Linked DNA regions of Homo sapiens: regions 2 and 3 are each linked to region 1. Evidence: chromatin contacts called from ENCODE Hi-C or POLR2A ChIA-PET data. All regions are on one chromosome and are shown on one strand. Each heading gives the region's core, a stretch centred on a gene start or an enhancer-like site at or near the end of the contact. The rest is flanking DNA. Distances are from core to core; before and after follow the strand shown.

Region 1 (4,844 bases), core at 986-3,485:
AACTGATGATTCCCCAGAGATGCCGTTCTTAAGAGTTGGAGTGTTAAAACAGTGTACATTGCTCTAGAATTCTTTTCAATGCACACGCTAACACATGAGTGAATGAAAATATTTGCTGTTTTTCTACAGGGCGGTTTCATTCAGTTATATCATCACTAAGTAGTTTAAAATGCATATGCACATACAAACTCACTCCTTTTCTGTTGTTATTTCTCAGTGATGACTTGCCAATTGATTCCATTGCCTTCCTGGCACAAAATAGCTGCTCAGTAAATACCTGCTCCATGGATGGATGGATGGATGGATGGATGGATGGACGGACGCACGGATGGACGGACAGACAGACGGATGGATTGATGGACGAACGGACGGATGGATGGATTCTTACATTTATAGCCACTTTCTTACATTTTCATGCCCAGGAGACTATAGACTATCTTCTACTTGCAAAAGACCAAAAGATTGCATAAGATTAGAAAGCGAGACATTAACAGAAATTAATCAAGCCCCTGTCCAGGTTCTAGTCCTTTTTTGAGCAAAGGTGCCATACACCACGGAATCCCAGTTCCTGGCGGGGTTACCGGGGGCATGGCATCCAACAGCCCAGTCTGCAATGCACCATTAGACACACAGACAAATCCATCCCCTCTACTTTGGGGCAGCACTGTGATGAACCATCCTTGGGATACTGTCCCTTTTTTAAAAGGAAAAAAATCCAAAGTTAGTATGTTCCAGCAGTCACAGCCTGAGTCATCCATCCAGAAAGCTCTCTGTGCTCCTCTTGCTAAGCCCCTGAGTTATCTCTTGTTATAGACAAGTAATGAACATCCAAGCTCTGTAAGATGGTTACTTGGTCTGAAGCATTCCCTCCTTCTTAAAAAAAAAAAGTTTTATTTATTTTATTTTTTACATCTCTTATTATTTATTTATTTATTTTTTGGTAGAGATGGGCTCTCACTATGTGGCCCAGGCTGGTCTTGAACTCCTGGCCTCAAATGATCCTCCTGCCTCAGCCTCCCAAAGTGCTGGGATTACAGGTATGAGCCACCATACCCAGTCAGAAGGGTTGCCTTTGAAGTTCTGCATCTTCCATCCCTCTTCTAAGCTGTAGGGGATTCGCCCCAGCATTCAGGGCTAATGTAGAGGCTGCACGTTGGGGCCTGCAGGTCAGGTGGGTTGTGCTGGGGCTGCCGAGTCATTTCAAAACACTTGAGGCAATATTGAAAACCTGGAAAGTTCACATTCAGATACAGCTCCCCAGCTCTGGGCAGCCCTGCAGGCAGGGCATGTGGTCTGCAATATACCAGAATCCTCACCACCTCTACCACACCCTACGCTAAGGTCTCAGACTCCATTGCTGTTTACCTTCACAAACGCACTGCACATCTTCTTGGAGTAGACAAATATTTCTTGTAACTGTGACTATCAAAAGTGAGAAAACAGCTTTGAGTGCAGTGGCCCACATCTGTAATCCCAGCACTTTGGGAGGCTGATGCAGGAGGATCACTTAAGGACAGGAGTTCAAGACCAGCCTGGACAACATAGTGAGACACTGTCTCTACAAAAAAATTAAAAATTAGCCGGGCATGATGACTCATATCTGTAATCCCAGCACTTTGGTAGGCCGAGGAGGGCGGATCATTAGAGCCCAGGAGTTCGAGACCAGCCTAGGTGACATAGCAAGACCCCGTGTCTTTAAAAAACAAAACAAAAGTGAGAAAACTGTGTAGATCAAGAAGGTGGAGTGTTTCAAGAAGAATGGCAGAGAGGGAACATTTCTTCTAGAAATGCAGACTACTTGAGCATGTTTAATATTCAATACAAAGATGTCTTGGTGTCCAAAGACATCTTCTTTTATGGGCCTGGCTCCCATAGGCACCTGAGTTTGAGATTCCTGGATTTATAGGAGTCTCGGCTCTGACCCCAAGGTCCTGTGGGGCTTTCAGCTTGTCCCTTACTTACTATGGGCCTCAATTTCCTCATCTGCCCAATGAACACCATCTCTACTAAAAATACAAAAATTATCTGGGCATGGTGGTGCGTGCCTATAATCCAGCAACTCAGGAGGCTGAGGCAGGAGAATCACTTGAACCCAGGAAGTCAGAGGTTGCAGTGAGCTGAGATCTCACCACTGTACTCTAGCCTGGCGACAGAGTGAGACTCTGTCTCAAAAAAAAAAGTTGCTTTCTGTTTCTCTTCCAACTCTTGTCTTCCAGGTGGTGATGGAAGACTAGTTTGGGGATGTTTTCAGGTTTGCAATCATACTTCAGGGAACTCCCCTGCTTCCTGTCATGCAAAGGAGCTTTCATTTCTCTAGATGTCAGGGTGGGTGGGTGTGAGAGAGACAGTGGGCAGGACCAAAGTCAAACTAGCAAGCAGGTGGGCGAGAAGCTGCCAGGGGCAGAGAGAAGCCCGCAGCCTCCACCCCACACCTTACTTCTATTCCCTAGGCCTCCTGGTGATCCCTGAGGTGACCTTTGGCCCTCAGTCCCTCTAAGGCACATCAAGGCCGGAGGTGAGGCAGGTGTGATTCCAGGGCCGCTGCCGGGAAATAGTTCCCCCACACCCATCAAAGCCTGGTGCCTGAAAGGTAACTGGTTGTCTGGTGGCTCTGGAGAGAGAGATCCAAGGTGGGAAGGCGCTCAGGCCTCCCAAAAAAGCTTCCAGCACTGAGGCGGACTTTGCTCTTCCTTGAAGGGAACCCTGCACTGTGCTCCCGGGAAACCCCCTCTCTGATTCCACCACTGTGATGGAGAAAACTGAGGCTGCAGAAGAAAAATTGCAGCTGCAGAAGATGAGTGTACAGATCCCAGGAGTGATTTTTCCACACTGTTCATCTCCGTGCTATCCAGGGCAGCTGAAAAGGATGGCTCATCTGCGGCTTGAGATAGATGCAGACGTCAATAAGGAATTCACGGAAACACAAAAGGCGGGCTGGGTGGCTTTTATTAATTATATTTCTTCTATCTTCAAAACAATAACACATCAGTAATCTACGTTGAATGAGCCCAATTGATGCCAATGATTTCTTTTTTTCTTTCTCCTTTTTTTTTTTTTTTTTTTTGTGAGACAGGTTCTTGGTCTGTCGTCAAGGCTGGAGTGCAGTGGCACGATCTCAGCTCACTGCAACCTCCACCTCCCGGGTTCAAGTGATTCTCATGTCTCAGCCTCCTGAGTAGCTGGGATTACAGGCACCCGCCACCACACCCAGCTAATTTTTGTATTGTTAGTAGAGACAGGGTTTCACCATGTTGGCCAGGCTGGTCTCGAACTCCTGACCTCAGGTGATTCACCTGCCTCAGCCTCCCAAAGTGCAGGGATTACAGGCGTGAGCCACCATGTCCAGCAGTGATGCCAATGATTTTATCCTTTTGTTTCTGTTGGAGGGAAAAAAGAAAAAAGGTCTGTCTGCCCAAGCTAGTCAGCCCTCGCATGAGCCTGGAGATCAGCAAAGCCCTAGAAGCCCTTACCAGGGCCCCCTCACTGCCATTTTTGCATCCTGGCTCTCCCTGGCAATGCCCACAGCAGTCCTGCCTGGCAGTGCCCATCTGCTGTGTCCCCAGCCACCGTCCCCTCTCCTGCGTTCTTCTTTGCTATAGTCCCACGTAGAGGAGTTCTGACCTCAGTATTGAGTCCTCTCTTTGGGTGGAGGTAGAGGCAGGGTATGTGTGTATTGGGGGTCTGGGGGGCAGTGTTTAGAAACTGAGGACCCCTCTTGGTGCACCTCAAATCACATTCCTCACCTAACGGTTATTTCTGAAGAAAGAAAAGAAATAATCGGTTCTAGATTGCTTTCTTCCTACAATCCTTATCTATTATCATTAGATTTCACTGTTTGGCACACATTAGAAAAGGGTATGTGTACGGTGGGGCACACAGCAACGGCTGAAAGACTCACAGATTATTTGCCCGCTTCTGTCATCACTCTCCACCCCCAGATCCTAGGGTGAACTGTCAGGGATGGCATCGAACAGTTTCCAAACTTAAATGTGCTAAACCTCAGTATCCTTTCCTCCTCCTCCTCCGTGCCACCCCAGAACAGGCGGTGGCTGCACATCTGGCCCAGGAAAGAGGCACTGAGAAAAGCATTCAGGCAATATACAAATGAGAGAGACAGGTGCATACACCTGACATTTGTTATTATTTGGATACAAACGTCATTAGCATGTGAGCTTCAAACAGCCGCTAAAGTCTGGGCTCTGTGCAGCCTCCGCACCTAGATTTCACCAAAAGGCGCTTTCAGAATGGGGTTGGGATGACCTTTCCTGGACCCACTTCACCAGGTAGCCCTGGTTTGTGAAAATGACCTAGATAAGGCTGGGCGCAGTGGCTCACGCCTGTAATCTCAGAATTTTGGGAGGCCAACGTGGGTGGATCACTTGAGGCCAGGAGTTCGAGACTAGGCTGGCCAACATGGTGAAACCCCGTGTCTACTAAAAATACAAAAATTAGCTGGGCATGATGGCACACGCCTGTAGTCCCAGCTACTTGGGAGGCTGAGGCAGGAAAATCGCTTGAATCTGGGAGGTGGAAATTGCAGTAAGCTGAGATCGTGCCACTGCACTCCAGCCTGGGTGACAGAGTGAGACTCTGTCTCAAAGAAAAAAAAATGTCCTAATGGGGTCCCAACTCAGCCACCTCCACCTGCAACTCAGGCAGTTCTGGAATTTCCATGCAGGGGGCTCGAGGGTGACCTGCAATTAAAAATGGGGGTCACAGGCAGATACCCAGGATGAGTCTGCAACTGTGTGTTGACTGAGATAATTTGGAGCGAACCAATGGCGACAACAGAGGGTGTCAGAGTCCCCCCTACCCCCATCTCCCGCACTGCCAACCTTCTTCTC
Region 2 (4,601 bases), core at 891-3,390, 2.0 Mb before region 1:
TCCAAAATAGTGTGGTACTGGCAAAGAGACACACATATGGACACTGGAACAGTATAAAGCAGCATATGGTCAAATAATTTTTGATGGGGATACAAAGACCGTTCAATGGGCAAAGGACTGTCTTTATAACAATTGGTGCTGGGAAAAAATGGATATCCACAAGCAAAAGGATGAAGTTGAACATTTACCCTACACCATAAACAAATAAAAATGCATCAAAGACCTAAAGGTAAGAACTTAAAGTATAAAATTTTTGAATAAAATATAAGTAGAAAACATCATGACAATATCACAAATATAATGACACATTTAAAAAAGTAGATGTGGCCAGGCATGGTGGCTCACGCCTGTAATCCCAGCACTTTGGGAGGAGGAGGCAGCCGGATAACGAGGTCAAGAGATTGAGACCATCCTGGTCAACATGGTGAAACCCCGTCTCTACTAAAAATACAAAAATCAGCTGGGCGTGGTGGCGCATGCCTGTAGTCCCAGATACTTGGGAGGCTGAGGCATAAGAATCGCTTGAACCCAGGAGGTGGAGGTTGCAGTGAGCCGAGACAGGCCACGGCACTGTACAGCCTGGTGACAGAGCGAGACTCTGTCTCAAATAACTAAAAAAGAAAAAAAGAAAAAGTAGGTGTAAAACTATCCATAGTAGATACTCTCATTTACATAAAATCCAGTAAGAAAACAAAACTGAAGTTCTGGCTTCCGGTAATACTGGAGTAGCTTGCTAAACTAACACTCTCACAGATAACAATGATACAATCTGGATAAAATATTATATATAGTTACATAGAAACATTCATCTATATACAATACATACATACGTGTGTGTGACTGAATGAGAATTTCAACCTTTCCCACCGTAGGGAAGATAATTATTCTGTTTGAATTCAGCCACATTTACCCCCTCTTCAAATAATAACAATGCTCTTCCAAAGAATACAACAGAATTTAGTCTCTATAACTAATATTTATAATTTCTATTACACAATATTAAAATTCATAAAATGTGTGAAGAAATGTAACATGCAAACTATACACAAGATAAAAAGCAGGCAGCAGAAGCTATTTCTAAGATGTCCGAGATGATGTAATCAGCAGACAAGTATTTCAGGGCAGCTATTATAAGTACGTTCATGGGGGTAAAGGAAAATATTCTCATAATGAATTAACTCATGTAGAGTCTCAGCAGAGACATGGAAATTATAAAAAGAGTAAAATAGAAGACAATAAAATAATAAAATAAAAAGAACTTTTAGTTTACAGAGTAGAAACAGAAGACAGCAATATAAACCATCCAATCTGAAGACTGAAACAAGTTTAAAGAAAATGAAAAGAGGCCTAAGAGACCTGTGAAATGATTGAGTCTGAGACAGAGAGGGAGAGACAGAAAAATTAAATATAATACAAAAACAAATAAACAATAGCTGAAAATTTAAAAACTTGGTCAAAACCGCAAATTCTTATATTCAAAAGGTGAACACACTCCAAAACAAAAACAAAAACAAATAAAACCATATCGAGGCCCTACTGTGATTTAGAAAACTGGCAGAGCAAGATTTTCCAGGGAGTTGCTATGATTTCTCATTTTCACTATTTATAATAATGGAAAATATGCACTCCTTAGTTTTCTTCTTGGAGAAAGTCTGACTTGTCAAACACAGATGACTTTTCAGTTTAGTTTTCAAGGTTTAATTTCTTACCTTGGAAATCAATTAAATTTGTTTCTTTAAAATGTCGCAGTAAAATTGCTCCTCCAGACAGATGTCCACGGAGATTCTGTCCTGCTGCGTCCGCCTTTCACAGAACTGAGGTTGTTCCTACACCAGTTTCAGAAGCGTGTAGGCACGCTTTATTACAGTGGCAGCAGCGTCCCTGTGCGAGGTCTAACCCAGGTGTGGGCCCTGCAGCCAGCCCGGGGGTCCAATGGGTCCTCCTATGGAGCACAGGAAGAATCGTGGCAGGCCAGAGATAGACAAAAGGTGGCTTTTAAAAGGGAAGTGTCAGGTTACCAGGGACTGGGTACTTTTACACGCGGACCTTCGGCCCTGCCCATAGAAAGGGGCAGCACTGCGCATCTCTGAAGGAGTGTGGCAAAGGGTGGGGCAATAAGAAGGGTGGGGCAGAAAGGAGTGGCCCCTCAGGAGGAAGGGGCGGGGAGATCCCAGCTACTAGAGGACGCCCGTTCCAATGGCAACTCTGCCAAGGCGCCTATGAGAGCCTCTTGGCTTTTACCTGGTCTGCGAGAAATCAAACTTTGGGCACAAGTCATGAAGCCGACAAGCCCGGGAGACACAGTGTCAGAATTACAAGGTGAGATCAGCCGCCCGGCCAAGCTATCTTCTCGCTAGCAGGTGAGGCCCGTGAACAGCCAAGCTCCCCTTGGCACGGCGGAACCGCAGTGGACGCGTGGAGGGGCTCCGTAGAGGAGGGACCTTTGCTTGGGATGCGGGGAGCTGTAGTCTCTTATCTGCACCCAGCTTGTTAGTTGTACGCCTGCAGGACTACAATCTCAGCACAAAGCAGGATTGTAGGGCGGTGCGGATCCCTGGAGGGAGACAGCGCGGTGCGCTCCTGCCGGCCATGCTGGCTGGGGTGGTGTCTTAGGCGGTTCCAGCCGTTAGTCACAGGGCGGCCGGACTACAATCCCAGCATACAACGGGAGTGGAGGTGGTGACCTTGAGAGAGGGCCTGTGCTGTGCGCGCCTCGCGGGGCATGCTGGGAGCAGTAGCATCTTAGCTGCTTCCGGCCGCTGGTCGCAGGGCTGCGGGACTACAATCTTCGCATGAAATGGAAGAGAGGGTGGTGCGGATAGCTTGAGGAAGGTACGGATACCTTGAGGGAGGTATGGATACGTTGAGGGAGGTACGGATACGTTGAGGGAGGTTACGGATACGTTAAGGGAGGTACAGCAGCGGTGCGCGCCTTGCAGGGCATGCTGAGAGGAACAGTTTTTTAACTGCTTCTGGCTGTTGGTGGCAGAGCTGCGGGACTACAATCCCAGTATGCTACGGGAGTGGGGATGATGCTGGTCCCTTGAGGGGGGGGGGCAGCGCGGTGCCCTCCTGCCGGGCATGCTGGTAATAGTGTCTTAGCTGCTTCCGGCCGTTGGTCGCAGGGCTATGGGACTACAGTCTCAGCATGCGCAGGGTTCAAGGGTGTTGCGCAGCCCCGCAGGGAGGGGCAGGGCGGTGTTGACCTCTGTTTCCAAACCCATGCTGGCTACTGAATCTGTGCCACCCCTGGCTAAGGGGAGTGAGTCCATAGAGGGACTTGAAGGGCAGGTCTGGGCTGGGCAGTGAGGAGAGTATGATACTGCAAAGTGCGCCTCGCCTTTGCCAAAATCGGTCGGGTCTCAGGCTCACCCCACCTCCCGCTGCTCAGTTCCGTTTCCCTCCAGAGCATCAAGCCTCCTCCCGCCCAGGGGGCCTCCTGCTTTCCTAAGCTGCTGTGGAATCGGCCTGAGGTCCCAGACGCTGTCCATTGTGCTGCTGCTCTCTGCTTTCTCCAGCCAGAGTGCCAGTTCATCCGCTTTTGGGAGAACTCCGCCGCCTGGCCTGCCCGCGGAAAAGGTCACAGCTTTGCAGGGGGTGACATGGGCTATGGCTTCCTGGAAATGTCACCCTCACTAGCGCCTTTTAGATAGATGTGAATTTTGAGACATGAGGGAGAGTAATTATTGGTTTACCCAGGAGATGCTAAGAGCAGAGGAGAAAACCCTAATTTCCAGGCATGTGTCCTGAGCCAGGGACAGGCTGGCCAGACCCTAAGCCCCCAGTGCCGCCAGAGAGCAGCCTACTGCCCTGATTTGTGTGGAATCCCCTTCGTGCTGCTGGGCCTTAGCGTCAGGGACAGCCCAGTCAGGTGAAGGTGGGGATGACCCATGGGCTTCTGGAAGTGGGTTGGTGGTCCTGGGAGGGCCAGCCCATCCCCCCTTGGAGAGGGTCTTTGTGCTGAAGGATGCCCACAGAGGCCTGGGTACCAGGAACACTGCTCTAGGCAAGGTGCCTTTCTTCCAGATTTGGCTGAAAGGAAGGAAGACTTGGTCAGCTTTTCCACCCAGCCATCTGGCCCTTACAGGGCTGCTCCCCATGGACCTGGGTTTGTAGAGTCCTCCAGGGCTTTGTGTGGCCCACTAGTTCTGATACTGAGGACACCCCTGCAGGCTGTTAATTTCAGAACAAGGGGTGTGTGCAGACTGGGGCATGGGTGCTGTCAGGGTACCCCAGGCTGCTCCAGGGACGGTACCCCAGTGTTCAACTTGGCTTGGGGCCCCCTGCCTCATGCCCTTACTCCAGGGCTGCTTGGCCTGGGCTTGAGCCATGGTCCAGAACTCAGGTGGCCCCATTGCCACCTAATATAAGGGCCTGTCTCCACAGTGGGTGAGACGCCCCTGGGCACTGGGCTCTTCAGTCATCCAGGGCTATCCACTCCATGGCATGAGTTCCCACATTCAGCTGAACTCTGTCTGGCTCTGGACTGGGGTCCCTCCTGTGCCCTTTCCCTGAATCCTCTCTGGGTCCGAGACACTGATCCTCTTCACTCTCTGGCTTAAGGCTTGTTCTCCTGACCTCCTTGGAGGGGTGCTCAGGAT
Region 3 (4,444 bases), core at 1,671-4,170, 2.6 Mb after region 1:
GTGAGCCGAAATCACCCCACTGCACACCAGCCTGGGTGACAAAGTTAGACTCTACCTCAAAAAGTTAAAATAAATAAAATTTTTAAAATGGACATCATGTATCAGACAGGAAAAAGCCAGTAAGACGGAAGAACTCACACCCTCGGGATCCCAAGACAAGATACTTCCATGGGATGGATGTAATGAACAGTGTTAAAAGATTTCTGGTGCAGTGCTTCTCAAAGTGTGATGTACACATAAATGACCTGGGGGTCATATTAAAATGCAGATTTTGGCTACACAGGTCTTGGGTAGGACCTGAGACCTGGCTTTTCTCAGAAGACCCCAGGTGATGCCCATGCTGCACAGCCCACAGACCACATGTTGAGTAACAAGGTTCTGCTGTGGTTCCCAAACTTTTCCGAGCACAGAATTATCTGGAAAACTTCTGTACTAGTCCATACAGCTATACATACTGCTATAAAGGATACTGCTACAAAGAATGCCCAAGACTGGGTAATTTATAAAGGAAAGAAGTTTAATTGACTCACAGTTCAGCATGGCTGGGGAAGCCTCAGAAAACTTACAAACATGGCAGAAGGCAAAGGGGGAAGCAAGGCACTTTCCTCACAAGGAGGCAGGAAGAAGTGCTGAGCGAAGAGGCAAGATCCCCTTATAAAACCATCACATCTTGTGAGAACTCACTATCATGAGAACAGCATGGGGGAAGCTGCCTCCATAATTCAATTACCTCCACCTGGTCTCTCCCTTGAAAGGTGGGGATTATGGGAATTACAATTCAAGATGAGATTTGGGTGTGGACATAAAGCCTAACCATATCAACTTCTTAAAGATTAGTGGTCCCCTAGCCCTACAGATTCTAAATTGAGTAGGCGTGGGGTAGGGCCTGATAACATGCATTTCTTAACAACCTCCCAAGTGATGGTGACAGTGACGCTGCAGATCCCCAGACCACACTTTTGAGATGCACAGCACAACTATTTGTGGCCCTGGCAGAGACAACCAGGGAGACTATTTAGGCTTCTAAACCTACTGCAAACCGGAAGTCTTGCTATATACCACCACTGCAGTCACAGTCCATTACAGGAGCCCATTCCTTTTATAGTACCTCCCTGGCTCCGGGCTCATATGGCCAGAAGTGTGAGCAAGGACCTACACTCATTATCCATCACCTCCATGGTTACTTTATCAGAACCAAAGACTCATTCTTAATTGGCTTATTCTCCCCAAGACTTACTCTCAGCAGTAGGTCCTACTTAGGAAAAGTCTCAAAGCTTCATCTTGCTTAGGAATGTCTTTTCATAGTATTAAAAAAAGCAGCTACTGCTGAATTCTACTTTCTTTTTAACTAAGCGATGATATTTCACAATGGTCACATTTCCCCCAGAGTGAAACAACTTGAGAGAAAAAAAAAAACCTATAAAATAAGAGGGAAATCCTATTTAAGGGGAACTCAATTCACCTATGTATTCATGAAACAGACACATGCACATAAAGGCATCTTAACGTGAAAAATAAACATACAGTCCTTGCCCTCAAGCCAGGCGACAGAAAAGCTACCAACAACCAGGCTGAAACAAGACAAATGCCATCTGAAAAAACAGCTGACATTTGTTTCTATCAAAGCCATCCAGCAGATACCTCAACATCTTTCCACAGAACGTGTGCTCTTTACTAACAACCGACACACAAAGGAGGACGATCTCCAACAGAGGTGACTAGGAAAGGCTTCCTGGATGGCGTAATTTAGTGTTGGAGTCAGACCAATGAGCCGCCTTTTCACGGGTGGAGGTCCCAGATGGCCATCCCTTTAACAAAAATCAATTAACATGTAAATTATGTACTGACAAATACAACGTTTGATGGGCCCGCTGCAGTGGCTAAAGCCTGTAATCCCAACATTTTGAGAAGCTGAGGCAGGAGGCCTGCTTGAACTCAGGAGTTTTAGACCAGACTGGTCAACACAACGAGACCCCATCACTATAAAAATTAAAATGAATCTCAGCTACTCAGGAGGCTGAGGAAGCAGGGTCACTTGGGCACAGGGGACTAAGGTTGCAGTGAGCTACGATCACACCACTGCACTCCAGCCTGGACGACAAAGCAAGACCCCCATCTCTACGAAAAATTTAAAAATTAGCTGGGCATAGTAGTGCGAGCCTGTGGTCCCAGCTACTCCGGAGGCTGAGGCGGGAGGATCGCTTGCGCCCAGGAGGCCGAGGTTGCAGTGAGCCGTGATAGCACCACTGCACTCCAGCCTGGGCGACAGACTGAGAGCCTCACCTGTAAAAAATAATTTTAAAAAAGGTTCCACCTAGTGTTTTCCGTGGTGTGACTAAGAAAAGTATCTAGAAATAAAGCACAGTCAGTACCTGCTCTCAAAAAACGGCTGCCAATCTAGTTTGGAGACAGAAAAATATACCCGACTGAGAACACAGAGGAGCCTGTTTTCGGAAGAGGGGCGTCTTTGGAGACGCAAAATCCTCTCCGCGGGACGCTGACGGGCAGTCGGTAAAGGACTTCCAAGCACTGGTCAGTGACAATCGGGCGCTGGGGCTTTGCCAAGGCCCGGAGGCGGCGCGCCAAACCGGGCAATGCGGGAAGCGGGGCAGGCCCGAGTGGCCCTACTGCTGCCGTCCCTACTGATCCCTGCGCATCCGCCACAGAGCAGGGAACGGCAGAAAGGAGGAAGGAGGGGGAGTTCCGTAAATCAGGCCCTCAGGGGCTCCCAGGCCCGCACCCCTCTCAAGCCCCGGGGACCACCGCGGAGCCGCTGCTCCGGGCCGTGCGGCTCGAGGCGAACCTGCCTCAGAGCCGCCGGGCCCTCCTATCCCGAGCCGTATCTCTAGCTCCGGCCTGAGGTGGCCGGCGACTGCGTGCGCAAACACAAGATCCGCACCCCACTCCCCGCCACTGCAGCTCCGCGGCCGCGCTCAGAGTCTCCGGAACAGACCGGACTCAATGCGGACCAGGCAAGCGGAAGTGTGCCGCTTCCTTCCGGCCAGCGCAGCACGAGACGAGGCGGGGAACCGCGGGAGGAGGCGGGGCCTAGTGTTGACGAACAGCTCCCGGGGCCTATGGGCGCGGGGGCAGCCGCCCGGCCTCTCCGGCGCGCCCCCTCCCCGGGGCTGTTGACGCCCCCCAGCCCCTCATTTCCACAAAGCTCCGCGGCGGTTCTGCCCTCCTTGTACCCGCGGCGCGCTGCGGCCCGTGGCGCGGCCCCGTTCCCGCCTAGCCCCGTCGGCCTCCTTCCCCTCCCGGAGCCGCGCGTGAGGACGGCTGAGGCCGCAGGTCTGTGGCGGCGCGCCGGGACGCGCGGGCGAGGGTCTACCGAGAGGGCGGGCGGGCGCCGGCGGAACCCTCGGCTACAGCCCCGAGCCCCTGGGGCCGCCCCTCCCCGCCGCGTGGCGCAGTCGGGGGGCGCGGCCGCGGCGTCGGGGCGTCGGGAGGGGCGGAGCGCGGGAGTGTCTGCCGGGACGCGGGCCGGGCTGGGCTCCGGAAGGACCAAGTTTGCGGAGCGGCTTCTGCTCGTCGGCCGTGCGGCGAGGCAGGGCCTGGGCTGCGACCCCGGCGGCCGCTCGCGGTCTTGGGAGAGCTGGGGCGCGTGCCTGAACTTCCCGGCTGCCCCTGTCCTTGGAGACCTACCTGATGGGGACGCCAGGTGTGCAGGGGCGTGGCGCGTAGGTAAGCGGACCCGGTGCCTGCCTCGTCCAGGGGATGCTCACTAGAGCGCTAGGCTTTTTTATTTTTATTTTTTAGAGACAGGGGTCTCGCTGTCTCGCCCAGGCTGGAGTGCAGTGGCGTTATCACGGCTCACTGCAACCTCGAACTCTTGGGCTCAAGCGATTCTCCCACCTCAGCCTCTGGAGTAGCTGGGACCACAGGCATGCACCACCGAGCCTGGCTATTTTATTGTATAGATAGGGTCTCGCTCTGTTCCCCAGGCTGGTCTCAAACTCATGGTCTGAAGTCATCCTCCTGCCTCAACCTCCCAAAGCGCTGGGATTACATGAGCCGCCTCGCCCGGCTAGCGCTAGTCGTCCTTATTAATAAAGAATCGCTTCTGGTCCCTTTTCAGTTGTTTACAATGGCATTCCTTTTGATCTGATGGAGGAACTTTTTTTCTTAGTTCATGGGACTGTTGCAGTGCCTGACACATAATTGGTACTTAAATATGTGTTGGTTTTCTGCCTTAACATATTAGAATATATGAATTGTTTAAAAAAGTCCTCTCACACTTAGGGAGGACTCTAGGATGAGGTCACATGGGGGATAAGCCCATCTGTGGCTGTAGGACTTTGTTAAACACTCCTCTTCTCCCTCTCTGTTCCAGATTCTCCATTTCCAGTGCTTGAAAGCACAGTACTTAAATCTGGCTTCCTGCTTTTTTTTTTTTTTTTGGTATGAATGAATACATGAATTGTATAATGTTAGTTGGTTTGTT

The links. A loop is a pair of places that touch in the nucleus more often than their neighbours do. ChIA-PET counts read pairs that join two places held with the same protein, here RNA polymerase II (POLR2A). Pooled maps may share reads with other maps.
Region 2: a map of CD8-positive, alpha-beta T cell shows a loop between it and region 1 (9-fold over the local background). The contact joins the promoter of LINC02987 here to the enhancer-like site in region 1. A Hi-C loop is called at or near these places in 1 of 168 maps with a recorded cell type or tissue (CD8-positive, alpha-beta T cell) and 10 of 50 pooled maps. POLR2A ChIA-PET finds 5 or more read pairs at or near these places in 1 of 52 experiments (PC-9).
Region 3: a loop to region 1 is called in a map of prostate gland, with 4 times the contacts of the local background. The contact joins the promoter of DPY19L3-DT here to the enhancer-like site in region 1. A Hi-C loop is called at or near these places in 1 of 168 maps with a recorded cell type or tissue (prostate gland), 3 of 37 single-sample maps with no recorded cell type and 11 of 50 pooled maps.

Annotation. Positions count from the first base shown.
Region 1 is chr19:29,835,381-29,840,224 of GRCh38, forward strand. No RefSeq gene overlaps it. Among named protein-coding and RNA genes, the nearest start is that of CCNE1, 26 kb to the left of the region's middle. RefSeq lists an enhancer at 2,067-2,346. Within about 2 kb of position 2,236, at least 3 of the 41 ENCODE cell types and tissues checked have a DNase peak (open chromatin) inside an H3K27ac peak, as active enhancers do; they include CD8-positive, alpha-beta T cell, where a contact is called at or near this core.
Region 2 is chr19:27,791,291-27,795,891 of GRCh38, forward strand. It overlaps LINC02987 (long intergenic non-protein coding RNA 2987), which reads left to right and starts at 2,141. Exons shown (of 7, transcript NR_146733.1): 1 at 2,141-2,319. It overlaps LINC00662 (long intergenic non-protein coding RNA 662), which reads right to left and starts at 2,650. Exons shown (of 3, transcript NR_027301.1): 1 at 2,242-2,650; 2 at 1,710-1,942; 3 at 1-611. RefSeq lists enhancers at 2,383-2,862, 4,029-4,601.
Region 3 is chr19:32,402,619-32,407,062 of GRCh38, forward strand. DPY19L3-DT (DPY19L3 divergent transcript) reads right to left here and starts at 2,921. Exons shown (of 3, transcript NR_046201.1): 1 at 2,373-2,921. It overlaps DPY19L3 (dpy-19 like C-mannosyltransferase 3), which reads left to right and starts at 3,152. Exons shown (of 19, transcript NM_001172774.2): 1 at 3,152-3,291. RefSeq lists silencers at 2,704-2,753, 2,784-3,533.